Linked DNA regions of Homo sapiens: all the other regions are linked to region 1. Evidence: chromatin loops called from intact Hi-C (ENCODE). Cell type or tissue: mammary epithelial cell. All regions are shown on one strand.

The links. Peaks named below come from ENCODE experiments on the same cell type or tissue, not always from the same donor. Only the 100,000 strongest peaks of a DNase experiment are listed, where the experiment ranks them.
Region 2: a loop joins it to region 1, with 3 times the contacts of the local background. A loop is called at or near these places in 3 of 110 quality-filtered maps.
Region 3: a loop joins it to region 1, with 6 times the contacts of the local background. A loop is called at or near these places in 8 of 110 quality-filtered maps.

The regions. Positions count from the first base shown.
Region 1 is chr5:73,211,989-73,219,988 of GRCh38, forward strand. It overlaps LOC124901002 (a long non-coding RNA gene), which reads left to right and starts at 1,948. Exons shown (of 3, transcript XR_007058818.1): 1 at 1,948-2,293. RefSeq lists a silencer at 4,139-4,318. In mammary epithelial cell, CTCF peaks have their summits at 4,231 (motif pointing right), 4,564 and 6,768 (motif pointing left); DNase peaks (open chromatin) are centred at 4,263 and 4,493; H3K4me3 peaks cover 889 bases; H3K27ac peaks cover 222 bases.
Region 2 is chr5:73,318,004-73,326,003 of GRCh38, forward strand. No RefSeq gene overlaps it. Among named protein-coding and RNA genes, the nearest start is that of LINC02230, 16 kb to the right of the region's middle. RefSeq lists enhancers at 3,405-4,604, 3,885-4,492. In mammary epithelial cell, no CTCF peak of the experiment used is centred here; DNase peaks (open chromatin) are centred at 518 and 3,928; H3K27ac peaks cover 1,331 bases.
Region 3 is chr5:73,533,727-73,541,726 of GRCh38, forward strand. No RefSeq gene overlaps it. Among named protein-coding and RNA genes, the nearest start is that of ANKRA2, 28 kb to the right of the region's middle. In mammary epithelial cell, a CTCF peak has its summit at 3,277 (motif pointing left); a DNase peak (open chromatin) is centred at 6,675; H3K27ac peaks cover 334 bases.

The DNA of each region.
Region 1 (8,000 bases):
AAACTGGCTAACCATATGCAGAAAACTGAAATTGGACCCCTTCCTTATACCTTATGCAAAAATTAACTCAAGATGGATTAAAGACTTAAATGTAAAACCCAAAACCATAAAAACCCTAGAAGAAAACCTAGGTAATACCATTCAGGACATAGGCATGGGCAAAGACTTCATGACTAAAACTCTGAAAGCAATTGCAACAAAAGACAAAATTGACAAATGGGATCTAATTAAACTAAAGAGCTTCTGCACAGCAAAAGAAACTACCATCAGAGTGAACAGGCAATCTACAGAATGGGAGAAAATTTTTACAATCTATCCATCTGACAAAGGGCTAGTATCCAGAATCTACAGGGAACTTAAGCAAATTTACAAGAAAAAAATAAACAACCCCATCAAAAAGTGGGTGAAGGATATAAACAGACACTTCTCAAGACATTTATGTGGCCAACAAACATATGAAAAAAAAAAAAGCTCATCATCACTGGTCATTAGAGAAATGCAAATCAAAACCACAGTGAGATACCATCTCACCCCAGTTAGAATGGCGATCATTAAAAAGTCAGGAAACAACAGATGCTGGAGAGAATGTGGAGAAATAGGAATGCTTTTACACTGTTGGTGGGAGCATAAATTAGTTCAACCATTGTGGAAGACAGTGTGGTGATTCCTCAAGGATCTAGAACCAGAAATACCATTTGACTCAGCAATCCCATTACTGGCTGTATACCCAAGGGATCATAAGTCATTCTAATACAAAGACACATACACAGGTATGTTTATTGCAGCACTGTCTACAATAGCAAAGACTTGGAACCAACCCAAATGCACATCAATGATAGACTGGATAAAGAAAATGTGGCACATATACACCATGGAATACTATGCAGCCATAAAAAAGGATGAGTTCATGTCCTGTGCAGGGACATGGATGAAGCTGGAAACCATTATTCTCAGCAAACTAACACAGGAACAGAAAACCAAACACCGCATGTTCCCACTCATAAGCGGGAGCTGAACAATGAGAACACATGGACACAGGGAGGGGAACATCACACACCGGGGCCTGCTGAGGGGTGTGGGCTAGGGGAGGGATAACATTAGGAGAAATATTTAATGTAGATGACGAGTTGATGGGTGCAGCAAACCACCATGCCACTTGTATACCTATGTAACAAACCTGCACGTTCTCCACGTTTCCCGGAACTTAAAGTATAATAATAATAATAATAATAATAATAATAATAAAGAAGAAGAAGAAGAAGAAGGAAGAAGAAGGAGAAGAAGAACAAGAACAAGAAGAAGAAAGAAAGAAAGAAGGAGGAGGAGGAGGAGGAGGAGATTATTGAACAAATTGGCATCGCCAGAACATTCAGAAACTGCCAGTCTGCCAATCGGGGAAGTCAGTAATTTCCTTTGTGCTTGTAATTGTGTGTGAACCTGTTTGCTTGTGGTTGTGATTTTACAGTAGATGACATAACAGGGTCATAGTTTTTGCTTGTAAAATTGTTCCTAGCACATTTGAGGGGACTAATTGGTTACACGGTGCCCTGTAGAGATGACTGTGACTTTGCAGGTACTTGATCTCTGACTAGTCTGAGGATCACCCCTGGGGGCTGCCAGGCTTGAAACTTTACAAGATTCCCCTTCGCCTGAGAGGGGGACCATTGGCCACCTGAGCAGAGAAGAAAAGACTTGAATATGCAGCAAGCTCAGCGTATGTGACTTTTGAATGTTCTTGAAATGAGTCAAGAACTCAAATCTGGAGTTTGAACAGGAAACTGGAACACAGTGGGAGGTCTGCGAGGGTGGAGGATGGGCGTGCTTCCAGGATTTCAAAACACAAAACAGGTGGTTTTCAGTGGTGTTGGCTGGCTGGGGGAAAGATGGAGAGGGGAGGGGTGAATAGAAAGTAGGCAGGCTTCTGGGTGGATGGGGCCCAGCACCCACAGCCTAGGCTGGCTGCCTGAGAGTAGCGAGTGACAGGTAAGGGCTCTGAACCTTCCTGCGTGCTACCCAAGGAGTGCCTAGGGCTACCAGGAGGCCCAGGGAGGAACCTTGAGACCTGAGAAAGGCTTTTCTTCCCCGAGAGGACCACTGCTCAGGCTCAGAGGCCATGGGGTGAAGTGCACAAAAAAGTGGGCGTCCAGCCATGCTCTAAGTCCCCCGAAGATGAAGACCAGGGAGCAGCTTCCTCCAATGAAGCAGCAGCAATCAGAGGACCAGGAGGCTGAAGCCCTGAGCCCAGCCAGAGGCAGGATCAGCCAAGTCTGGGACAGGCTTCAATTATTTTAGGGTAAGAAATCTGTGCTTTGTAAATAGCCAGATGTCTTTGCTTTGGTATATTTTAATTTTTTGTTTGTTTTACTTTTTGTTGTTGTTGGTGTTGTTGGTTTAGAAAAACTCGAAGTAAGAAAAGGGTAATGGGATCCTTGTTCATGTCTGGGAAGTCCCAGTGAGAGAGTCAAGGAATCCTCCAGCTACTGAGGCCCCTGGTGAAGTGAATCATGGAAATGTGACAAATCACAACCCCAGAAGAGGCTGCTCTGGAGCCCCCTGGGGAGTCTTTAATGAACTCTTTAACATATTGCATGAACGAAGAAAACGGTGATTTTAGTGACATTTTAGGTATTAGGGACAGAAAGGGAAGCATCTTCCCGGCAGACATAAAAATGGACAATTTAGACATGCCCCATCCTGTTCATACAGGAGGATGGACAAAAATACTTTCTAAGCAGCTGGGACATAATGCGAAATGCCTCTTGGCTCACCCAAGGGTCTTGGCTGCCCAATTTCCCTTTACCCTCTCTAGCCCTTATGCAAAGAACAAAATAAATAGAAGTCTATAGTCTTCAGTCTTTGCAAACAGACCTGCCTGACATCAATTAGCACTAACCTCTGGCAAGTGGCAATCCTCAAAAAAAGCTCCAGGATGTTTTCAACATGAGGATTTTAATGTGTTCTCTAAATGAGGATTCTAATGACCATTTCCCTGACGAAGCAACCAGGCTTGAGATAGTATATGGTGACACTCGTTAAGTGATTCCCTGTGAGTGAGGGATAAACCTGTGAATGGAATAAGGTCCACGGGCCCCCATTCCCTGCCTATTCCATTAGCCATTGGAAATCTCCAGTCAGCCACGGCTGCAAATGGGTGTCCTGGGGCTGGCAATTGACTGATAAGTCCCAGAGCCCTCATTCCAACCTATTGTTCAGAAAACATCCCCACTGTTCATATTTCAGGAGGGCGGGGGAGTGGCAGCAGAGAGAAGCGGCAGGTAATTTATTCAGGAGCTGGAAGCTGAGAAACGGATTTGGTAAGCAAATACTTCAAAGCTCACTAGAGAACTCCCATAAAACATAGACCTTCTGCAGCAACCAGGGAGTGATTTAAATCCAGTTGGAATTTCTAGGGATAAGGAGTAAGACTTATCAACTCAGTTCAGAGCCTCATGAATAATTTCACCTGACACGGGACACTGAACCAGCAGAAATCTGGGATGTCCAAAGAAAAATAGATTTCAAACTAATCTTTGTTCCTCAAGTTTTATTCCTAAGTGGGGAACCGGGGTGGGAGAGGGGAGCCCAGACAGGAAGCTCGCCATTTTTAGACACGTTATATTTTGTCCTTGTGTGAGAAATGTTGGATGGGAAACACATTTTCTGGCAGCTGAAACCTCGCTGGCTGGGCTGGCTAAGGGAAAGGCCACGAACCCACGTACTACCAGGATGTGGAAGTCATTTGTAACTCCCTCTAGGCTAGTACAGGCAGTGAAAGGGGGAACTTAAAATGAAATAAACACCTAAGCCCGGAGCTGCAAAGCTGGGACTACGTTACTCGTGGTGCCTTAAACCCCAAGCTTTATCCGCCCCATCTCCCACCACCTCACTGCAGACACCCTGCCCTCCGTCCGTGCATAACCACGTTCTCGTTCACGAAGCGGCCAGCCTCGCGGCGCTGGGGAGAAGGCTTCCTCCTTGTCCGCACTTCTGGGTCAACAGCCTTAGATGGGGCGGGGGGGGGGGGTGCGGAGCTGCCGAAACCTTCTCGAAGATCCCAGGGAGTCTCTGTCCCGCAGAATCAGCACCATCCTCCTCGGAGCGCAGCTTTTCCTCCCTGCCCAAGTGCGGTGCACCCGCGCACCACCCAAGCGCCCAGCATCGAGGGCGCGGCGGCGGCGGCCAGGGCGGCCAGGGCCCTTGAGCACCCGCGCGGTTTTCCCCCTATGGCCGCATGGGGGCAGGAGAGAGGAGCTGTGGCGCAGAGCACGCGGAGAGGGACCTGGAGCGCGGGAGCCAGGACGGCGCAGGCAGCTGGGGAGGCCGCGGGGCTGCCCAGCGAGTGGAGTGCCCAAGAATTGGCCGGGGTGGAAAGGTCCGCGGGAGACGATCCCCGACCTCCGGGAACAGGCCTGCGGTCGGCCGCCTTGGCACCCAGGCTCTGCCGCCCCCGGAGACTCGGATCGAGCGCTGGAAGTGGCCGCAAGGGACGCGAGGGAGAGCAGAGCTGTGAATCAGCCGGAAAGTCACTCCAACTCCAGGGAATTCCGCTCCGGGAAGAAAGGTGGCGAGCTTCTCCCTGCGTTCCCCTCCACCCCCAGCCTCCGAACGCACCTTCCCTGCGCTGGCGACCAGCTGTCACCCCCATTTTGCAGCTACTGAGACTTGAGATGTTGGGAGCCTAAAGGACATCATTTAGAACATAAAGTAATTATGGTGATTCTGAGCTCTGTGGCCAGAAAGTTTAACTTCAGGAGATATATATATATATAAAATTGAATGGCCACCTTTTCTTTTTCTATTTTCTCCATGTCAGATCTTTCATCTCTTAGTAGAGACTTCTACACCTTTCTGTTATTCCACCCGAAGAAGTTATGGTCACCTGGTTCTCTTTCCTTCACCAAATCGTCTCCATTTTTCTTCTCCCTGCTTCCAAATTTAATTCTCTCTCTCTCTCTCTCTCTCTCTCTCTCTCTCTCTCTCTCTCTCTCTGTCTCTCTTCCCACCACCCCCGCCCAGCCCAGAGATAGGTTCTCACTTTGTCACCCAGGCTGGCGATCTCAGCTCACCCCAGCCTCGACCTCCTTGGTTTAAGTGATCCTCCTGCCTCAGCCTCCAGAATAGCTGGGACTACAAGCGTGCACCACCACACCCAGCTAATTTTTGTATTTTTAGTAGAGACGGGTTTTCGCCATGTTGTCCAGGCTAGTCTCAAACTCCTAGGCTCAAGCCATCTGCCTGCCTAGGCCTCCCAAAGTGCTGGGACTACAGGCGTGAGGTACTATGCCTGGCCCAAATTTAATTCTTAACTCATTTGAACCAAAACTAGCCAAAAGTTCCAGAGGGCTCCAACCCAAATGAAAATGGCCCAGGAAAAGGAGGAGGGGAAAGAAATACACCTACCAAAGATCAAATAATATCTTGTGGGTCCTTACCAAGAGTAGACATGAAATTGTCTCATCAGATAGTCTCCAGTCTTTTGAAAAATCTTTGCTCCAAAATGACTTGCATTGATTTTTTCACTGATGATATTTATTTGGAAACTTCACATAACTTACAAATCATGTAAAATTTTTGCATTCATTAAATCTAGACCTGGGTTCAAAAGGATTGTGAAACTGCAGTGCTGACGTTAATAAACCATCAAGTTAGAAAAAATGAAAAGCATTAAGAGGGAGCAACACTAAAGCAAAGGCTTGTGGGATTTATAGAGTCATCCCCAAAACAAAGTCTTTGTCTTCCTCTTTCTTTCCTCATCCTATTAGTCAACTGAGGACAGCACTTGGACCATCCCTGGCCTGGTCCTTATCTGGTGCTTTGAGATGGGAGAGGAGGCTCCAGGTTATAGTTCTGTTGCACCACCTTCCAAGAATGAAGCTGGTCAAACTGGACAGAACACGATGGTGTAAGTGTGACAGTACAGAAAGTTGGGACAGTGCTGCGCCTTCTGGAAATGGTAGCCCAGCTGCTCAGGTGTGGGCATGTGCTTTGCTCCTTTATGATAGGAAGCCTGCCTTCCAGTTCCTCAGCATCTGCTTTTCTAGCTGGGTAGTGGCCCAGGCCCCTGAGTTTCCACTTTCTTTTTTTGCTGGCTTTTTTTGTTGTCATTGGAAGTCTGGCAATTCATTAACATCTCCACCAGAGGATGGGCAGGAGAAAGGAAAACTGGGAACTCCAGTCTACCTTGCATTTCTTAGTAGTTAGTACCTCTAGTACTAGCTGGGTTTGGTGGGAAAGAGCTGTACTGCTGGCTAAAATGAGATTTTGTGATTATCTGTGGATTTAATCTGGTCTCCTCACATCTACCATTTCCACAAATAATTAGAGATTATTAGACACATTCAGAAGTTGCATTAGCCTCAAAGAATTTAGAGAAAATCTAAATAGGCTTAAATACCATCTTGGAATCCAGAATGTTAAGCTCTATGCTCCAGATAATTAACATTTTTAGGGCCCCTTTTCTCCCCATGGGGCTAAAATCACTCCTGGGTAACAATTAACTGAACACATTCTAAGTCTAATATATTTTGCAGAAAGGGATGAGCTGAGCAGAAAAACAGATGATGCACTACTGTTGCATTAAAAGAGAACAGGCCATGCAGCATTGGAGGTTTGGCACTTCTCTGTTCTCTTAAGATGTATTCTGATTCTCGAGGTATTGAGAAGAGCCTTTGCTCTTTTCCCACCAAACCCAGCTAGTACTAGAAGTACTAACTACTAAGAAATGCGAGGTGGACTGGAGTTCCCAGCTTTCCTTTCTCCTGCTCACCCTCTGGTGGAGATGTTAATGAATTGCCAAACTTTCAACAACAGAAAACAGCCTTTATATTTTCAAAATAAATCTCATCAGTTGGCACGTGTGGGAGCCTCTCAGGTAGTGGGTGATTCATTGAGAGAGCAATGCCTGCTCCATGAGCACAAGTGTGCTGACCCCTTTTCCTGGAGAACATTCTGGACATAAAGTGTCCATCAGGAGCAGGGGATGAAGTGTAGAGAGGGGCCGCAGCCCTTCCTCAATGCCCAGAGGGCTCCTTCCAGAGAACTTGAGTGGAGTACCACCATGGGGTTCTTTTGATTACTTTCCTCCCAGTGGGAGCCCTACATTAGCACTGACATGCAGTGGCACCCCATTATTGCAGGATGGTTGAGAATATGATGATGAGAGTATCTTGTGCTCCTGCAATATTTAACAGTTTTCAAGGCAATTTTATATATGTTATCTTTTTCGTTTTTTGAGATGGAGTCTCACTCTGTCGCCTAACTGGAGTGCAGTGGCACCATCTTGGCTCACTGCAACCTCTGCCTCTTGGGTTAAAGCGATTCTCCTGCCTCAGCCTCTTGAGTAGCTGGGACTACAGGAAGGCACCACACGCACACCACAGAGCGCACCACCACACCCAGCTGATTTTTGTATTTTTAGTAGGGATGAGGTTTCACCATGTTGGCCAGGCTGGTCTTGAACTCCTGACCTCAAGTGATCCGCCTCCCAAAGTGCTGGGATTACAGGTGTGAACCACCACATCCTGCCTTTCTATATGCTATTTTATTTGATGTTCATAATAGCTGTGAGGTAAGCAGTACAGATATTATCTCCATTGCTTCCTGGTGAAGGACTTAGCCACAGTCAGATAACTAGTAAGAGCAGAGTAGAGTTAGAATTGGAGCCTTCTGGTCCCCCTCCTCTGCATGCCTTTCAGGTTCTGTAATAAAACATCATAGTCTCTTATTTGACTACATTGTCATGTCTGTTATATGTTCTTTAAATGGCCACTGCACTCATGCATGCTAATTTTACAATGTTTTAATTATGAAAGTCTGTTAAAAAATTCAAAGTATCATTTCTAACACTATATTTCCTTTGGAATTACATTATTGCAGTTCTATGTATTTAGTTGCATTTCCCCTCTTTAATAATCAGCAAGGTTTTAATCTAACTGTGTTGGACAATTTCCCAAAGCCACTTAGAAAATATCACCTAGCATTCGCTTTATCCCCCAGATCTT
Region 2 (8,000 bases), 110 kb after region 1:
TACCCTATTGCTTCTGTAACAAATTACCACGAACTTAGTGGCTTAAACAACACAAATTTATTTTATAGTTCTGGAGGACAGAAGTCTGAAATGAATCTAAAATGCAGGTGTTTCAAAGAAATGGTAAGCGTTTATTACCAGGAGATGTGTTTATTGCTAGGAGACATGTTGATTACTCTGATTTGATCATTACACATGGTATATATACATGGATAGAAATATCCCTCTGTATTCAGTAAATATGCACAATTATTACATGTCAACTGAAAATAAAAGAAAAAGAAGAAAAATAAATAAATAAATAAAATCAAGGTTTTGGTTGGCAGGCCTATATTCTCCAGAGAAGAATCTGGAATTTTTCAGCTTCTAGAAGCTGTCAGCATTCCTTGGCTCATGGCCCTTTCCTCCATCTTCAAAGTGCATAACCACAACCTCTTCTTTCATCATCCCATCTCATCTTTCTTTGTTTAATCTTGCCTTCCTCTGCCTTGTGCTTACATTGAATTCACCTCATCATCTCAAGATCCTTAATCACAGCTACAAAGCCCCGTTTGAGTACATAATCACAAACTCTGGGATTAGGACAAGAACATCTTTCAGGGGTCATTATGCAGCCTGCCACACTTGCTTAGTCACATTCTTTGGGCTCTTGTCACTTCTTGCCATCCTCTATGATGTCACTTTTTGCCTGATACTCCAGAACCCAGTGCTAATAGCAGAACACCCTTTAGCTCATAGTAGGACAGAGCAGAGCAATCTGTCTCTTTTGATTTGACCTGATGGTCTGGTAAGAGGGTACAATTTGCTACTCCTAGGCCAAACTCAGAGGTCTAGCACCTCTAGAATGAAGCTCCATGAAGCCAGAGACTCTTGCCTGATTTATTTATCAGTAAGCTCCAATGCCTAAAACTGTGCCTTCTGGAACATAATAGGTGCTTAATAAATATTTGTTGAATGAACACATTTATTCAGCTTGCTTGTTGCTGGCTGCCCACTTCTACTCAGACATGAATTTTTTAAATTACTCGTGATAGGAAACCCTTTATCTACGTAATAGATTTACTTTCTCCATCTTGAGTCTCAAAATTAGATGCCTGATGGTGCCTTTATCAAAATAAGGAGTATGGGAGAAGGAGCGGTTTTCAGAGGGAAGATACTTTCTGTTCTGTACATACTAAGTTTGAAGTGCTGACGAGTCAACCAGGCTGCGATGTCATGCAGGAAGTTGGAAATGTGGTAGCGAAAAAATGGCAAGGTTGGAAATACAAATTTAGGATTCAACCACACGAAAAATATAGATGAAGTCACAAGATTGATTAAAATGTCAAGGGAGAGGATGTGGAGAGAAAAGAGAAGAGCTCATTTGGTTAATTCTGCAGCATCTAAAATTAGCATGGGTGCCAACAACATATTTTGGTAATAGTCATACATATTAATGATCATGCCCACTGACACATATATTTTTAGATTCAAAGGTTCTAGTAAGAACATATTTCTTACCTGTGACACCCTATTTCCTGTCCTCTCCTAGCCTCAAGCCCCTCTTCCAGGATTGAGGTTTCTTGTATTTACTCACCCACTTTTATTTAAAAAAAAAAGCAAACCTCTCCTAAGGTTTCTGTCCCACCTGTGGGGCCCCTGAGCCATGGTCCAGCAGTTTTCTTCTCCCTGTACACCCTCCACATTTGCCACCAGACCTTTCATACCACAGAGCTTGAAGCACCTGAACATGGGATTGATGGGCTCAGGCAGCTTCTGCATGGTAGTGCCTGCTTGAATTTATTGCCACCACCACCAGTCCCAACCAGACACCAGGATCTGAACTGCGTTGGACACCCAGTCCAGATTTCTATCTGAAAATCTTTTGCTATGGTCTTTTAATTGCAGGTTTTATGGAGACAAAAAGAAATGGCTGACTTTAGCCTCATGATGAGAATGGTGTTATGTATGGTTAACTTGAGCATATTGTAAGCAGTGATAGAGTTTCTGCTATCTGCTCATAATTCCCTCTTCTCCTCAAAAAAAAAGTAGTGAAAACTCATAGCCAGTGTGGGAGCCAGCTTTCAAGATGGCCTCTGGTGGTGTTCACCTGCTGGTCTTCACAACTGTTGTATGCTTCCCTTCCATGTTATAATAGATTGATTCTGTACGGCCAATAGAATATGGCAGAAGTGTTGGTATGTCACTTTCAAGATTTAATTATAAAAGGTACAGATATATTAACCTATTAACCTATAAGTAGAGCAATCTATCTCTCTAATCACTCATTCTGGGAGAAGCCATCAGCCATATTGTGAGCTGCTCTGTGGAGAGGCCCAGATGGTAAGGAACTGAGGCCTCCTGCCAACAGCCATGTGAGTTCGTCATCTAAGAAGTGGCTCCTCCAAGCCTCAGCCAAGCCTTCAGATGACTGCAGCCCCAGCCAATATCTTCACTGAAACCTTCCAAGAGACCCCAAGACAGAAGCACTAGCTAAACTGCTCCTGAATTTCTGACCTACAGAAACTGTGAGATAATAAATGTTTGTTATTTGAAACCATTCAGTTTTAATGGTAGTTTGTTATGCAGCAAGATAACCAATATAACCAGGAATGGGGATCACCCCACACTTATTCCTCCTCTGGATGTCCTAGCTCAGCTAAGCTTCTTCTTGGCCCTTTACCACTCTTGTCATCAGATGGTCTGCCCTGAGATGAGAACATCTTTGCACATGAACTTGCATAATCAGCCTTAACCTCAGTTCATAGGCTAAATTAAAAATTGTTAATAAAGATGTGGAAAAATAATTATTTTAACTGGTATCTAAAGAAAAGCAAATTAATACAAATATAAAATTCTATTTTTTATTTATCAAAATAGTAAGGTTTTAGAAAACATTGATACTTAATGGTGAAAAGGTGGTTCAATCCTTCTGAAATGTATTAAGAACATTCAAAAATTTTGATCTTTGATGCAGAGTTGATTATACTTCTAGGAATAGATCTGATGAAAGTAATGAGAAATGCAGATAGAAATTTATAGCTAAAGATATTCACTACAGCATTTACAGTAGCCAAACATTAGACACAACCTTTGGTCCAACAATAAGGGATTTGTTTTTAAAAAAAGTTATGGGCCGAGCACGGTGGCTCATGCCTGTAATCCCAGCACTTTGGGAGGCCAAGGCAGTTGGATCATGAGGTCAAGGGATCGAAACCATCATGGCCAACATGGTGAAATCCCGTCTGTTCCAAAAATACAAAAATTAGCCAGGCGTGGTGGTGCATGCCTGTAGTCCCAGCTACTCAGGAGGCTGAGGCAGAAGAATCACTTCAACCGTGAGGTGGAGGTTGCAGTGAGCTGAGATCACGCCACTGCACTCCAGCCTGGTGACAGAGTAAGACGCTGTCTAAAAAAAAAAAAAAAAAAAAAAAAGGTACATTTATTTTATTTGAAATTATGTAGCTACTGAAAACTAAGGTTATAAAGTTTTTTACTATGTGGAAAATGTTTCAGTAAAAATATAGGACACAATTATAAACGCAATATAGCCTTAGTTCTAGAAATGTAAATATGCATGAATCGAAAACTGGGGAAAAATGTGCTAAAATATTAGCATCAATTATTGTTTGAATAATCCTCCCCAGCAACGATTTGGAACAATTATTTTCTTCTCCATAGTCCTCAGAATTTTTAGAATTTTCACATTGGAGAGGTATTACTTTTAAATCAGAAAATAAAATGTTTAAAAATTGCATAGATGTAGGCAGTATAGCTTCTTAAAGTATCCAGTATTTGCCTTTGCCTTTTATCCATGAACCACAATGTTTTGGGTGATTCATGAATGATTCACATCAAAAGCCCTGGCCTATCTAAAATTTCATATTTCTTCTTGCTCTTTCAGGTAGGAGATTAATGAACATTCCAGAATGAGACTATGGCGTGGGAAGGAAGTGTGTAATGAACCCAGGAGGATGCCTAGGAGATGTGTCCATTGTAGCATTCTAGGTGTGACCACAAAGTGCCCAGCATGTGGCATTCTGAAGAAGGCCCTATGAGCTCAGCATTCTATTTCCTTTACTCAGAATGGAAGCAGGAAGATAGAATTCAATTGCAAAATGTTGGTCACTGACTCTGAAAAGGATTCAAATTACTGACAGCTTAAAGTAATCAATGCTATGAAAGCCATAATTATCCCAATACTGCAAAGATTTGGAGGTTTAACAACAACAACAACAACAAAAACCAGTTCTCCCAATCTGTGTCTTTCTGTCTGCATCTCTGTGGTTACATAACTAGAAAAGGGCCGGTTCAGGAATGAATCCCAGATGGCTCCGCTCAGTGTTTGCTTTGAAGTCGGTTCAATTCGATTTATCTGGTCTGTGGTTTGAGGATAGGGTGGAAGGATCCAACTACACAACAGTGCCCAGACCCCAGAGTAGGGACAGAACATCTGCTTCCTGGGCACAAGTGCATGAGGAAAGGATTTACCCTTCAAGGGTGTTGATTCTGATCCTGGCTACATGGGGGAGAGGGGTGTGGGGTGTTGCTTCCTGGCCTGCTCAGCCTGGGGTCTCGGGGGCTGCTTCTCACCCTGCTGTGTGAAAGCCATGGCTGTAAGTCCCAGCCAAGCTTGGCCCCACGGGTCTCCTACACCCAGGAAGGTGTCAGACCATCTCAGCTGGGTAAGGTCAAGTGGGGCCCCGGGGTTCCGCCCTTCATTGTGGGTCTTGGTATTTATAGCTTCTCGCTCTGTTCATTTTCTCTCAGGTGGTTAATTATATCATTTCTCTCTCCAGTTTTCTGAAAGGAATAATTGACTCAAGAGGCTGGCCTGTCAAATATTTGTGTAGGGCAGTGTGCAGTGACTGAGGAAGGCATGGAAAGTGAGACAGTGCCATTGAGAATGGCGGGACCACAGAAGGCCAGTGCCAGGAAGGCACTAATGTCATCTAGTTCCCAGGCTGCAGACCCAGATGGCTACAGGGACAGAGCAGGTTCCCTAAAGGCGGGAACTGGGCTGGTATTGAGCAGAGGGACTGTAGGTCGGAGAGTGCGCACCCTTCCTAAAGATATGCAAATAAAAATGTTAATAATAATTTGTAGCCCAAAGAAAACACAATTGCAGGTTGGATTTGGCCCAAGGGTCAGCATTTGGACATTCTTGGGTGGTCCTGCACCTTCAATGTACAGACAATAAACAGGTCCAGGGACCTATCCAGTTGATGACTAGCCGAGCCTAGAACACTAGTCTTCCAGCTCCCTGGCCAGGGGACCTTCTGGTCTAGATCTCTGCTGACAAACTGACGCTGTGACAGCCCCTCCACCCTGCACCCCATAATGACAGTTTGACAGAAAAAGAAAAAGCACTCTGTCAACCCCTACTTATTTCAGGAAATGGCCAGCTACAGAAAAATGTCCACCCCTAACATGAAATGTCCCATACTGCTCGCTTGCCCACTTGCCAAAGGTCTGCCCAGCATCCTCGAAGACCGATCAGAAAGTCTCCCTGCTTCCAAAATTCCCACCCTAATAGAATGATTGCTGATCAGAGACCGTCTCTATATTTCTCTTTCTACTCCATGAAACACGTTGTCCTTTCTAACACTTTTCAACCCCTGCTGAAACCAAAGGGACCTGCAGATGCTTCCCTTGCCACAAGCTTATCAAGAGACACTGCACTCCCATATTTATTGCACAATAGCCAAGATTTGGAAGCAACCTAAGTGTCCACAACAGACGAATGATAAAGAAAATGTGGTACATACACACAATTCAGCCATAAAAAGAATAAGATCTTGTCATCTGCAACATGGAAGAAACTGGAGGACATTATGTTTGTTAAGTGAAATAAGCCAGGCATGGAAAGACAAACTTTGCATTTTCTCACTCATTTGTGGGAGCTAAACATTAAAACAATTGAACTCATGGAGATAGAGAGTGGAATGATGGTTACCAGAGGCTGGGAAGGGTAGTGGGGTGGGGGTAGGGAGGTGTGGAAGGGGCAGATGGTTAATGGGTACAAAAATACAGTGGCATAGAATGAATAAGATTTAGCATTTGATAGCATAACAGGGTGATTACAGTCAACAAAAACTTATTGTACATTTTTAAATAAGTAAAAGAGTGTAATTGGAATGTATGTAACACAAAGAAATAATAAATGCTTGATGTGATGGATACCCCATTTACCCTGATGTGATTATTACACATTGCAAGCCTGTATCAAAATATCTCATGCACCCCATAAATATATACACCTACTGTGTACCCACAAAAATTAAAAATTAAAAAAGAGAAACAGCCGTGTTCATTTTGTCCTGGACATAGGTTTGGACACTGGCATGTGTCAGAAGACTGCAGCTCTCAGGGATTTTGCCCCGTATCTGCCCGTTCCTGGCAGAGTAGATACTCTGTCCCCAGTCACCTGCAAACTGTAACTATCACTCTAAAGCAGCCTGCATTCCTAGGATGCCCCCTGGGAATTTCTGCTCCCCCTGCCCTGGAGCTGCAGGAGAGGTGCATGAGCCCACAAGGATGGGCAACCCATCAGTCCACCTCTGGGCTGTGCACAGTAATTTCGGTGCAGGGTGTTCTCCAGAGTCCAACCATCCTTTGTCCTTGGCGTCCCCCAGTCCCAGCCCCACCTCCTGGCCTCCCAGTCCTAACTTGGGAATTCTGTTCCAGCAGTACCCGTAACCTCTGCACTGCTGTTTTTCTCAACAGTTTTTTCTGTCCTGAAGGAGACCTCATCCAGTCAACATCTACTCACTCAACATTTTCTATGTGGCTCAAGTTCCAAAAGAAGCCTCAGTGAGCAAAAGCCCTTCCTCTCCCTCCCCTGTGAGAGTCTGCCTAATGCCATGATTACAATAGCTAGTATTTGTTGAACACTTACTATTTCCCAGGCACAGAGCTCCCTCTCCTTCACCTTACATTCTTCCTCTCTTTAATCCTCAGGAAAATGCTATGAAGTAGGCATTCTTATCCCCTTTTGTGCCAGTGACAAAATTCAGAGAGATTAAGCAAGTTGCCCAGGGTCACACAGGAGCAGAATTTAGATTTGCACCCAGGTTTAAGCTGGACTCAATCCCCTCCCTCTGTGGCATATTTGCTTTCACTGGGAGCCCCCATTTCTCCCCCACCCCCATTCTGCAGCACTGACTCTGCCCCATGTCACTGTTCCTTGCTAAACTCACTGGTGTGAGTTTCTGGAGGATGAATAGAGAGCAGCACCAGCTGAAGTTCTTCTCAGGTCCTAAGCCATCTAACTTTTACAACCACCACCCACATGATGTCAATTGTATTAACATGCTCCAGCATCTGATTTTAACTATAAATGTTGAAAACATTTTGAAAAGCGTTTTATAACTTTGTTTTTGAAATTATTTTTTATTTCATTTTGACCATTTTGTTTTCTTATTTTGAAATCCATTTAATTTGTCATTCTGAAACATTTTGTAGGCCCTTGAAAAGCCATAGACACTGGGCTTATAGTGCTTAAGTGATGGAAAAACAAAACAAATTGTGGCGATGGGGAAGAGTTATCTGCATGTTGTCCACACCTCATCAATATGCAAACCTTTGATTCAATTTCCGTAAGTATCATTTTTGCCTCCTGCAGAAGATAGCACTATATCCTTCATGTGAGTACTTTCTAGGAGTTTCTGATCCCAAGTCTGATGTTTTGGTGCTAACATTTCCAGCTTGTTGGTGCCGTGAGATGCTAATGATTAAAAACAGAAGGGTGGCTTATGCTGTGCGTCACAAATTCTCAATTACTGAAGCCAGTGGGAACCCTCCTCCCAAGTGAGGGTCAAGGATGGGCAATGATGCACTTGGGAAGCATTAATGGTACCTTATCTCTGGGATGGTTGGTTTGCTAGGGCTGCCATGACAAAATACCATACACTGGGTGGCTTAAACAACAGACATTTATTTTCTCACATTTCAGGAGGCTGAAAGTCCAAGATCAAAGTGTTGGCAGGGTTGGTTTCCTCAGAGGGCTGTGAGAAAAACCT
Region 3 (8,000 bases), 320 kb after region 1:
CTTTTAGTTGTCCCACCTTTTCAGATGGAACCAATGTATATTGTACATTATGATTGATGTCTCATGTCTCCCTAAAACATATGAAACCAAGCTGTAACCCAACCACCTTGGACACATGTTCTCAGGATCTCGTGAGACCACGCCTTGGGCCATGGTCACTCATATTTTACTCAGAACTAATCTTTTCAAAATTTTATGGAGTTTGGCTCTTTTCATCCACAGTATACAAGCTCCTGTACCTCACTGGGAGCTTGGGTCTTCATTCTGAAGGCTCTTGTATATACACATTAAATAAATTCGTATGCCTTGTCTCCTATTAATCTGCCTCATGTCAGTAATTTTTTCAGTGAACATTTAGGGAGTCAAGGGCCTTGGCCCCCACACTCTTCTCTCTCCCCAAGCCCACAGGCAGTCATGAAGAGGCACAAGCCTTCTATTCTTGGCTTCTGGACAGTGTGGTGACTCAACCCATTTGCTCCATGCTGTCAACTGAAGAATGATGAAGTCCCTACATGTGGAAAGGAGAGCTTTATTTCTTGTAAAGGGTTGCAGCCTGCAGGGTGGCCATTCTGACAGGCTGGGAAGCATAGCCTTTGGCCAGAAGCCAGAAACGGACACTTTGAGGGAGGGGCAAAGGGAATAGGAATTCATGCTGAGCAAGGTGGTCAAATATACATATTCAAGGAGGAGTCATGGATAGTTATGAAAGAAAAGATATGTGCATATGCAATGGCGCTTCATGCCTCTCCATGGGACTCACGTTCAAACAATATCGGCATTAGTATGATCTGAGGGTGTAGTTTTCAGCCCTCTGATGTCAAAAGGTGTGACAGAGGACACAAAAACCCTCACTGTGCATTTCCATAGACTGGCCAGAACCACTGGTCAGTGGTCACTTATCAGGCAAAAAAGGAGGGGCAGTGTCAGGCTGTTGGTGGATATCCATGGTGGGGTCTTTTGAAAGGGCTGGTTTCTGTTCAGCCCTTGTGGAGGAAAGCCCAATGGCAGGCAGTGAGGGAGGGAGGGTGCATAACGAGGTATGTCTGTCCTTCCATCCCATCATTGTTGGGAACTCAGGCTCAAGGTTTCTCTGGGGTCTCCTTGGCCAAGAGGAGGTCTGTTCCATCAGCTGGGGGGCTTAGGATTTCATTTCTATTTTTCAGTGCTGTTCCATGATGAAAATGGAACCCTGGGGAGCCAGCACTTCTCTTGCTTGCACCATTACGATAAATGAATAAAGCCATGACTCTCAGTGCGGCTTGTTGTTCTAATTGACTAAACTGATTGCTCAACACCTCACATAGTCATTAAATAAATTCTGAGTATGTTCTTGGATGTCAGGGACCCAGATTATGGGTTCAGTTTAATATAAGGATTTTCTCAGTGAACAGAAAAAGAGGAATGGGGACTCCTATTATACAAAGATTGTATCCTCTTCTTGGATTGAGATGGTTAAACAACTTGGTAGAATAGTTACAAGCTGAGAGCTTAGAGAAAAGCTCTGTGCCTGGAACTCTCTGACTCTGGAAAAACCACAGTTGGAGGATGAAAATAATCAGAAACTCAGCAAAATGAAGGCAGCTTAAAAGACAAGAGCAAATCATTGTCTTTTAGTCAAAAGACTTCCCATAAACCATCGAGACAGAGAAAGTGAAGGTGATAGACACTCTGAGAAGGCTGAGGGCAGATGTTTTTCCTCAGGAGGAGGGTTGAGGTTTTAGCTATTGAAAGGGAAAAAGACATGTAGCAGATTTAATTATTACAAGGTCAGGGCAGTGATGGGCACAGAGATTTATGGCAAATTGAAATGACTTCCTCATCCTGGAAAGAAATTGAAGCACCTTCTTAACACTGTAAATGGGAGACAGTAATGAGCTCGGAGCCTCTCTTTGAAGATCGTGGCAACCATTCAAGGAGAGCTACACCAATGGATAAGAGAAAGGGGAAATGGCCACTTTTTTCTTAAACTGGGGCTTTGAGATTCATTTTAAGTATTGTAGAAGACAGAGAAGGACTTTAGTAGGCAGAATAATAGGCCCCCAGAGATCAAAGATATCCACATCCTAATTCCCAGGACCTGTGACTTTGTTAGGTTACATGGCAGAGAGGATTTAAGGTTGCTAATCAGTCAACCGTAAAATAGGAAGACTATCCTAGATTATCTGAGTGAGGCCAGTGTAAGCACAACAGAATTTTTTTTTTTTTTTTTTGAGACAGAGTCTCACTCCTGTTGCCCAGGCTGGAGTACAATGGCACGGTCTCGGCTCACCGCAATCTCCACCTCCTGGGTTCAAGCGATTCTCCTGCCTCAGCCTCCCAAGTAGCTGGGATTACAGGCTTGCGCCACCACGCCTGGCTAATTTTGTATTTTTAGTAGAGACAGGGTTTCTCCATGTTGGTCAGGCTGGTCTTGAACTCCTGACCTCAGGTGATCCGCCCACCTCGGCCTCCCAAAGTGCCGGGATTACAAGTGTGAGCCATCGCTCCCGGCCGCACAACCACTCTTAAAAGTCAAAGAAGGAGGCAGAAGAGAGAATCAGAGGGAGCTAAGATGACAGAAGTGGGGCCAGAGTGATGCGGCATTGCTGGCTTTACAGACCGAGAAGAGGCTGAGAGCCCGGGGCTGTGGCAGCCTCTAGACACTGGAAAGGGTGAGGAAGCGGATTCTCCCCTAAGCCTTTCAGAAAGGGAGACACACAGACCTGCCGACACCTTGATCTTAGCAAAGAGGGATTCTCATTGGACTTCTACAGAATTCTAAGAAAACAAATTTGTGTGTTTTAAGCCACTAAATTTGAGATAATTTGCAGAGGCAAGAATAGGAAACTACTGAGAGATTAAAGGGTGATACATGTGTACTGCTGACTCCACTCTCCACCCTGGAAGAGGTTTGTCCCACAAGCTAACAGCTAAAATGTTTGCATTATAATTGTCATTGCCATCCATAAGAGTGAACATGGCTAGGTGCGGTGGCTCGTGCCTGTAATCCTAGCACTTTGAGAGGTCAAGGCAGGAGGATTTAAGTCTAGGAATTTGAGACCAGCCTGGGCAACATAGTGACACCCTGTCTCTAAAAAAAATTTTTTTAAATTAATTAGCTGGATATGATGGTGCGTGCCTGTAACTCCTGACCTCAGGTGATCCACCCGCCTCGGCCTCCCAAAGTGTTGGGATTACAGGCGTGAGCCACCGTGCCCGGCCTACTATTGCTGGATCCTAACAGATGTCAATGATTTTTCACATTTCGTACTACATCACGACTGCCACCTGGCGGACAGTTGTTGTACGACAGCATTGACTGCATCCTGCTTTCAGAGCGGTTAAAATGAGGGGGAAAAAATTACCATAAATTTACCATAGTACACCTTTAAATAATGATCCTGATCCTAAACTATAATTTGACTTCCTGAGTCCTAGTTGGCACACAGCATTGATGGCATATCACTGTTGTGCAAAGCAAGTGACAAGTGCGCAGCTTACAGCGTAGGAGCAGCACATGTGGCGGCCTCCAAGCTGCTTATAGAGAAGGCTCTTACGTCAGAACTTACATTTAGCCCTGTTATTCTTTCCTTCTTTCTTTTGCAAAATGTAGACAATAGGAAATTATTTACAGTTGGCATCTTCTCTCTCAAATAAAAAATTTAATAGCAGGTCTCAGAAGATAGCCTTCCTGTTTTTTGTTTTTTGCTTTTTGCCTCAGTATTTCAGCTTAGAAAATGCCAAGATAGAGTCCTCCATTTCTATTTTGAGCATGAACTTTGAAAACGCTTGGGAGGCCCGAGTGCTTTACTGTTATTTACTAGCTGTGCAAGTCTTTATAACCCCTTGGGTCTTAGTTTCCTTGCTTGTCAAATCAATGCTTCCAAGTCCTACCAACTCTGAGGGTCTCCTGGGGGAATCCAATGAGGCCATGTGTGGAAGCATTTTGGTAACTTTTTTTTTTTTTTGAAACGGAGTTTCACTCTTGTTGCCCAGGCTGGAGTGCAATGGCATTAACTCGGTTCACTGCAATCTCTGACTCCCGGGTTCAAGCGATTCTCCTACCTCAGCCTCTCAAGTAGCTGGGATTAAGGCATGTGTCGCCATGCCCAGCTGATTTTGTATTTTTAGTAGAGACAGGATTTTGCCATGTTGACCAGGCTGGTCTCAAATTCCTGACCTCAGGTGATCTGCCCACCTCGGCCTCCCAAAATGCTGGGATTACAGGCGTGAACCACTGCACCCAGCCTTTTTTTTTTTTTTTTTTTTTTTTTTGAGACAAGTTTCGCTCTGTTGCCCAGGCTGGAGTGCAGTGGCTTAATCTCTGCTCACTGCAACCTCTGCCTCCCAGGTTCAAGTGATTCTCCTGCCTCAGCCTCCCCAAGTAGCTGGGACTACAGGCATGTGGCAACACACCCAGCTAATTTTTGTATTTTTTGTGGAGATGGGGTTTTGCTGTGTTGGCCAAGCTGGTCTCGAACTCCTGACCTCAAGTGATCCACCGGCCTCAGCCTCCCAAAGTGCTGGGATTACAGGTGTGAGCTACTGCACCTGGCCATTGGTAACTATTTAAAGCTCTATACAAACGTATGACGAGAATCACTGAAATAATATTTGGAGAGTGTTTTGCCAAGTGCCTGGTAGTTGAAACAAATTTTTTCAGGTAAAATTTTTTTTGGCTTAAAATATCTGAGGTCAGGTGCAGTGGCTCACACCTGTAATCCCAGCACTTTGGGAGGCCAAGGTAGGTGGACCCCTTCAGTCCCGGAGTTCAGGACCAGCCTGGGCAACATGATGAAACCCTATTTCTACAAAAAATATAATAAAATTAACCTGGCATGGTGGCATGTGCCTGTAGGCCAAACTACTCCAGAGGCTGAGGTGGGAGGATCACCTGAGTCCAGGGAAGTTGAGACTGCCATGACCCATGACCATGCCACTGCACTCCAGTCTGGGCGACAGAGTAAGACCCTGTCTCAGAAATAAAATAAATAAAATAAAATATTTGGAAAAAAATCAAAAAGGTTGGTTGTAAGTCTATGTAGTGTAAGGAATGTAGTCTATTTTTAGGGTTTAAATTGATGACAAATTATTTTCCTAAGGGACTGCCATTAGAGCATTGCCAAGGACTTCAAGTCCTGCTCAGCGAGTGGGCTGAGGAACACAGTTTTCTGTGTAAGCTGCTGAGACTTTAAGCCCTAGGACTCAAGAGCAGGCTTGACTCTCTCCCAGGTAAACTTGCATTTACCTGGCAGGTACGTAGGGACCTCCTGAGCTGGAGCAGATACCTCTCTCAGAACTTCAAAAAGCCAAACCTCAGAGCCCCCTGTAGTTTCCAAAATGGACCCTTCTAGAAGCTGTGGGGAAGCTTGTGACTAGGAGACAATGAACCCAGATCTGCACAAAACAGGTGAAGACAGAGGCATCCTCAAACTGTCGTGGGGCGGGAGGGGTGGTGTCACTTGGGAATTCCTTCCCCCTTTTCCTCTTGATGGACCTAATTTGAAATAATCCTTCCCAGGTCCTGACTAAATTTCTGCCAGAAGCCTTTTTTTTTTTTTTTCGACAGAGTCTCATTCCGTTGCCCAGGCTGCAGCGCAGTGTCACAAATTGGCTCACTGTAACCTCCGCCTCCCAGGTTCAAGAGATTCTTCTGCCCCAGCATCCCAGTAGCTGGGATTGCAGGTGTGCACCATCATGCCCAGCTAATTTCTGCATTTTTAGTAGAGGTGGGGTTTCACCATGTTGGCCAGGCTGGTCTCAAACTCCTGGCCTAAAGTGATCCACCTGCTTTGGCCTCCCAAGGTGCCAGGATTACAGGCATGCACCACTGTGCCCAGCTGCCAGAAGGATTATAAACCAGCATGACCCAGGCACCTGGAGATGCAGAAAATCTGACCCCCCAGTCCTGTGGCCTTGAAAAATGTGCTCAGGTAAGGATCACAGAAAATGGTCTTCGGCAGACAGAAAGATTAGTGCTGGATTTTATTATTTTGTAAATGGTTTAGCCTATTTATAACTTATGAAGCAGAAACTAAAAACAGCTTAAGTATATGTTTATTTTAATTGGAGATGGGCATATGTTTATGTATGCCAATAACTTTTTGAAAGTATGTCATTATAATGAAACTATTATAAAGATGTGCATATGGGTGCATGTTGTATATATGTCAGCAGACACATATTGACATTTATGCAAAGTTGGTTATTGGAAGTGACTGGTAGTAGATATGACTGGGCTGTTCTTGTGCATAATCTTTGGTCCCTGGAAACCCTGAAGGACTGAGCGTGACCCAGGCAGTGGGTTTCTTCCCCATCAGCTTGGTTGCTTGGCGTTTATCTGCAACTGTCTTCCAAGTAAAGCTTCCCAGGAACTAGAGTCTGGGAAAACCTTACTGGGACTTTGGGTGCCTTTAAGCCATTGGCTATGACAGAGAGAAGTTGTTACTGGAAGGCTCTTGTGACATAACTGAGGGGTTCCTGCTTAGGAGGGCTCTTTTATTTATTTTTGAAAAAAGTAGAAATGTCACCTTTTTTATGATTCAGATGATCTGAAGGCACATCCTTTGCAGTGGAAAGAGAAGAGACTCCTGTTACCTACAATAGAAGGAATAGCCTAGACTGCACTGAATGCAGTGACTCATTGTGGGTTACAGGACATACTGGAGTAAATGCGCCTTACTGGAGTGAGACTTCAGTGACAGAGGGTTGAGTTGAGACTCGTCATCTTGTCTCATTCCTAGGAGGTGCTCAGTGAATACTTATGAAAAGGAAGGGAGGGAGTGTTGAGGGAGGGAGAGAGGGAGGGAGGAAAGCGGCAGGGTCTGAGCCTTCAGGAAGCAGGTGTCAGGCTCAGCTGGAATAATTTAGCCCTGCCAAAGATAACCTGGAAGGATCTTTTCAGAAAAAGGACAAAGCATTTCCCAAAGTAACTCATTTCTCAGTATTTGGAGGGTTGCAAACTAGGCACAACTTGTGTCCTTGCCTGGCGGTCAGTCTGGGCATGATGGATGAACCAGTGGAATGGGTGGCCCCAGGGCTCTGCTGATGGAGGCTGTGTTGTATGGGGTGTAGGCTCTTCTCAGGGAAGGTTTGTGGAGGATGTTGAGCCAGTGAGGGATGGTGGGAGTGTGTGGTGAATGTCTCTGATGCTGGTCCCTCAGAGAGGAGAGAAGGAGGAGAGGAAGAGGGAAGAAAGGAAAGAGGGAAGGAGGAGAAGAGGGGAGGGGACATCACAGCAAACATGACCAGAACCAGAGGGACTGTCTTCACAAAGGACTCCTGGTGCTCAGGTGGCAAAATGGGACCCAGAGTCTAGGGTAGGGATATTCTCCTTATTTCTTGTAACTGTCAACATTCTTAGCATCAGAAACCAACTCTGGTTAAACCAAAAAGGAACTGACTGAAAAGCACCTGGTTCACAGAAACATGGGGAAATCTTGAGAAGCAGGCAGGAGAAAGGGTCAGGCAGCTGCAGGTCCACAGCCAAAATCTTGCCAGTGAGGACATGGCCGTCACATTTTGTGCAGCATCTGCTGCTCCCGGAAACCAGTTATTGCTGTAGCCACTCTGACTTCATTTCTCATACTGCTTTGGATCAGCAGCCACCAATTCAAAACTCTGGGGCTAGCGTGTCTGACTGGTTAAGCCCAGATCACATCCTTGTACTCTAGCTTCAAGGGAGGTGGGAAGAGGAAGGCTTGGGTGGAAAGACTGGACTCTTTGGCTTTCTTAAAAGGAGGTGGAGAGTCAAAAAGGCCCACGAATGTCCACCATTTTCCTGCTCAGTACCATGTGATTTCCCAAAGGAAACCCACACTGCTTAGCCAATTTGAGACGTTGTTTTGGGAGCACTGGAGTACTGGTAAATTTAAACACACACACACACACACACACACACACACACACACACACACACACACACAGCCTGCTCTGAAAACATTAACATAAAGCTGAAAGATAAATTGGCTGTTGGAATAAACTTCCTGGAACACGTTGTTTCAAGATGAATCAGCCAGCCA